Linked DNA regions of Homo sapiens: region 1 is linked to region 2. The links are chromatin loops, found by intact Hi-C in ENCODE. Cell type or tissue: IMR-90. All regions are shown on one strand. Region 1 overlaps DNAJC21 (DnaJ heat shock protein family (Hsp40) member C21). Region 2 overlaps PRLR (prolactin receptor).

What was found. Peaks named below come from ENCODE experiments on the same cell type or tissue, not always from the same donor. Only the 100,000 strongest peaks of a DNase experiment are listed, where the experiment ranks them.
Region 1: a loop joins it to region 2, with 11 times the contacts of the local background. A loop is called at or near these places in 6 of 110 quality-filtered maps.

The regions. Positions count from the first base shown.
Region 1 is chr5:34,956,760-34,959,259 of GRCh38, forward strand. It overlaps DNAJC21 (DnaJ heat shock protein family (Hsp40) member C21), which reads left to right. Exons shown (of 12, transcript NM_001012339.3): 12 at 1-2,205. Among named protein-coding and RNA genes, the nearest start is that of DNAJC21, 28 kb to the left of the region's middle. In IMR-90, a CTCF peak has its summit at 1,523 (motif pointing right); no DNase peak of the experiment used is centred here; H3K27ac peaks cover 153 bases.
Region 2 is chr5:35,182,013-35,184,512 of GRCh38, forward strand. The region is part of intron 1 of PRLR (prolactin receptor); the gene reads right to left. Among named protein-coding and RNA genes, the nearest start is that of PRLR, 47 kb to the right of the region's middle. In IMR-90, a CTCF peak has its summit at 1,378; a DNase peak (open chromatin) is centred at 1,379; H3K27me3 peaks cover 189 bases.

The DNA of each region.
Region 1 (2,500 bases), 230 kb before region 2:
TTTCAAGGGATCTTCATGGGTTGTGACTGGAAGCTGACCTTAGTCTTGCGTCTCATCCTTTATGATGTTGAGAAATCATCTAATTTCTCAGAACTTTTTCTTATCTCTAACACAGTTATTACCATAATAATATTGTCTCCATTTATCATACAGGATCATTATGAAAGTAAAATGAAGTAGTATATATGAAAATGCTTTTTAAACACAAAAGCTTTATACAAAATATTGTTGAATTTAAATAAGGTAAATCTTTTTTAGTTTATATATTTGCAGACTATACATGTTGGATTAAATGGGCAATTAAGTTTTATAGGAATTTGCTTCCTAAGTCTACTTTTGAAGAGGAAAACAGGAACGTACCATATATTTTGCTAAGGGTAAAATATTTTTGGTGAATTGCAGACATTTAATTTCACTTGTCTGAGGTAAAACAATAAACTAAAATACATGGGCATGCATCTTACACTGATCTTATTAGAGGTCAGTGCTAAGTACCCATCTTGATTGAAGTTAGCTCAGATGTGGAGATTCATAGAATGAGGGTCCAGGAGAAGAAAGTTAGGGGAAATCTCATTTTCTTTCTGTAATTCATTCAGTGGTGCCAAAGCTGGGGGTTCCCTACAATGGCTATTTAGACTTTCCCTGCTTCAAAATAAGAGCAGTATCCTTAGCTCTAGCCAAGCATTTTTCTAATTCCTGCCTTTGGTCACAAAGAAGGAAAAGCAGAGCTGTGAATGAGTTAGTGGAGGTCAAGTCACATCAGAGTTCATGACCTAGTGATTGCTGGTGAAGTAATATTGGAATTTTGGTACCATGAGAAGACTTATAAAGGATTTCATCAGAAGTTTTCATTTTTTCTAAATCCTCCCCTACAAAATTTTCAGATTGGAAATTACTCTTGTATTTGTAGAAGATTGTCTCTAAAATTGTGGTTTAACTCACGCAGGAAGTAAAATTCCTATAGCAAGACATAGTTTCATTTTAGAGGACCCCCAAAATCCCGTGAATTCTCTGGTGATGATTCTAGCCTAACCTTCAACATAAAATAATGAAGAGAACTTTTAAACTTTTTTATGAATTCCTAAACATTACCATTTATGTGGCAGAAGTTCTGTTCCCTATAATCTGCAATGCTGAAGTATCTCTATTCAATTCCCTTCCTTATCTGTTAAATTTAATGTCTTTATACTAAAAATATAGGCTCTTGGGATTGGAGAGGAAAAATTAGAGGTGATTTTCAGATTTCTTGTTCTATGGAAGAGGAAGCTGAGCTCAGGGAGATATGAGCTCCACAGCCACAGCTGGTTAGGGGCGGCTGCCAGTAGAACAGGGCAGATGCCTGGACTCCCAACTCAGTAGGCCTTCTGTTACACCTCAAAATGTGTTACATGGGAAGAAAAAGATTAAGAAAAAGCAAGATAATTTTGAAGAAGGACGAGAGGAAGAGGCATGAACTTGTCCTAACAATGTCAAAGAATATTTTAAAGGTATACCAGTTAAAGTAGTGTGTGGCTGGTGCCAGTAGAGGTCAGTCAAGGGATCCCTGACGAGAATAAAGAGCCCAGAAACAGGTCCATGTTTATATGGGAACTTGATTTTTGACAGATACGGCAAGCTCTATGGGGAAAACAATATGTACTACCTTATACCCTTCCCCAAAAACAAAGGGATTAAAGACCTAAATATGAAGACAAAACTTTTAAATGAGAATCTATAAGGTTATTTTCATGATTTTGCAAATGGGAAGGATTTCTTTAAAGCAAGACACAAAAGCATACACAGGAAAAAATGATGCATAAAAACATGGCTTCTGTAGAACAATAGAGACTGTAAAAGAACAAGCTACAGACAAGGAAATGTTTGCAATGCATGGAACTGTCAAAGGATTCGTATCTGGAATACATTAAAGAAGCAAAAGAACCTCATACAAAAGTCATTGAGTAAATGACAGCCATGCATTAGAACAGCAATTCTCAAAACTTTTGGTCTCAAGATCCCTTTACACTCTTCAAAAGTGAGAACCCCAAAGAGTTTTCATGTATGTGGGTTAAATCTATTGATATTTTCTGTTAGAATTTAAAAATTATGTTAAAAAAATAAGAAGAATGACTATTTTTCAAAACAAAAAATGAGAAGAGTGGTATTGTTTTACATTTTTACAAATCTCTTTAACATTTAGCTTAATAAAAGATAGCTGGCCTCTCATACCTGCTTCTGCAGTCTATTGCTGTGTGTTTTGGATGAAGTATGTGAAGGAGAAAATCAGCCTCACATGGATAGGTAATCGTTAAAAAAAAGGGACCTTGCAGACCCACTGAATGGGTCTCGGGACCGCTAGGGTCCTTGGACCACACTTAAAATTGCTGCATTAGAAAAATGGATGAATTATATGAACAGAAAAAGCCTGAATAGTCAAAAAAAATGTGGAAAGATTATTACTGTCCTGATAATCAGTGAAATGTGACCTAGTTTTTTCATGCTTTCAGATTAGCAAAAGGTA
Region 2 (2,500 bases):
ATTTTTTTTTTTACATGAGAAAGACTAACATGTTGGTCCACGGTCTCATGACAAACAAGGGGCTTTGATGGTACTCTGACCAGATCAGTACTTAGAGTCTTCCAGACAAATGAAACCTTTGTGAAGAGAATTTTGCTAAATTTAACCACCATCTATATATGTGCTAGGTCAAATAAGGAACAACTCATAATGGCTGACCTAAAGAAACTGAGGCACTGATTCTACCTGAGCCTAAATCCCAGAGTTAGGTGGCCAAATAGTGCCTCTTCCAGTGAAATGTTACTGCCGACAAAAATATTTTCCCCTCTGTAAATTGTGATGTAGCGTTCTATATAGCAGATAGATTTCCACACAGATAGATTTGACTGTTAGTGTTATAAACAAGAGAAGGAAGGAACAACAGAGAAAGAAGCAATAAAGAAGAAGGCAATCAGAAGAAGCAATTTCATCTTAAACTTAAACTACCATCCAGAGTAGTCTATGGTCTTGTATTTACTGGGAGCATGAAATAAGCTCATTCTGTCATATGCAGTTGATCATTTAGCACTGGGATGGAGCTGCTTTATTTCACACAGAAACAAAGGACTGGAAAACATTTTGCTCAACAGCAGGAGGCCTTTGCTGTTTCCACAGTGATAGATTTCATTTAGATAATTGAGCAGGTGGGATCTCAAGGGCTGAAAAGTGAAGTCTTAAATAAGTGAGGGAATCTGTCCAAGTTCACAGAATCTAAGAAGGGCAGAGGCAGGATTTAAACCCCTGTGGGCTCAGATTCCACAAACCACGCTCTTAACCTCACTGGGCACTGCCTTTGGGATACAATGATCTCTCAGAAGTATTTTTAAATTATACTGCAACCTTGTTAGCATTCCTGTTTCTCAGATTTTCCATATATGAAACAGTTAATGTGGGAAATAATAGTTTGTGGAATACAGACACCATAAACACACTCTTCTTGTTTACCCACTTTTAAACAATTATAAAACCATGCTCATAGTTAGCAACAACCTGAGACGTTCTCTAGCCCCTCTCCCACCCAAGGAAAAGAATTCCCTCTTCAACTGGAAGTTGCGACACCTACTTCTAGCCGTGGTGTGAACACATCAAATGCGGAGTAGGCACTACCCTGCCAAGTGTCCACTCACTGCAGAGAGCTCCAATTGCTAGAAAAACCCGGCCACCTTATAAGCTCATTTCACTGCTCCTAGTTTTGTCATTTGGAGTAAGGAAGAATCTCCTTCTCCTGCTTTCATATGACAGTCCATTAAAGAACAGACAGTCACCACGTTCCTCTGAGAATTTCTCTTCTACAGGAAACAACATGTAATTAGTTGTCACATTCTCTGGTTTCATCAGTCTGTTTCCTTGTCGCCCCCCAATGGACACCCAGTGAGTTGCCAATGTCTCTTGTCAAAGGTATTAAGACATCACAGAACTGGGTACAGGGCTCTTGATATATCCTGGCCTTAAGTCTCAGGTTCTCCAACAAAGCTGGCAGCCTGTGGTATGCCTTCTGGGGCCAGAGAGTGTGGCATGATCCGAGGTCCTGAGTCTCTCTCTCAATGAGCCCATCATATTGGCTTAACCAAAGCCAGTGGTCTTCAGGACACGGAAAAGGGAGTCCCTTAGGCTCCAGGTTTTTTTCCCTTCAGTTCACACTGGGAGAAGGGTCACAGAGCTCCAGTGAAATCTGGTCCTGTTAGATCATTTGTGGTTGGCTGCAGATGCACATGTGGGCATGTGATAGTTTTGATTTAGATAAAAAGCCCACAACTGAGTGGAGTGTTGAAACCTCAGGGTTATAGACTGGTGTATCTGTGAGAAAACCACAACAAGTATGGTATTTGAAGGACCCTAACATTTTCTTTTGCCAAGTTATTCATTCAGAGCCTAAAAGTTTTCAAAGTATTGTCCCCAACTGAAAGAAACCCTGTGATAACTTGAATTTATTTGTATAGAAGTAACTCTACAGTCGATCAGACTAGATGTCAAATGACCATCTCTACTTAGGGTCTGAATTCCAAGGCATCAGAAAGTTTGCCCTTACCTATAAGACCTTGCTCTTTTAGATTCCTGGGATGATATAAAGAATTCCTGATAATTGGAATAACTGGAATTCCTGATAATTGAGATTCATGATAGTTGGCTGATTAAAAGGTTATCCTCAGAAGAGTATTTGAATTTAAGTGGGAGACCCTTAAGCTTTCAAGATAAAAACTGGCCAGGCACGGTGGCTCACGTCTGTAATCCTAGCACTCTGGGAGGCTGAGGTGGGAGGATTGCCTGAGCTCAGGAGTTTGAGACCAGCCTGGGCAACACGGTGAAACCCCATTTCTACTAAAATACAAAACATTAGCCAGGTGTGGTGGCATGCCCCTGTAGCCCCAGCTACTCGGTAGGCTGAGGCAGGAGAATTGCTTGATCCCGGGAGGAAGAGGTTGCAGCAGTGAGCCGAGATTGAGCCACTGCACTCCAGCCTAGGCGACAGAGTGAGACTCCA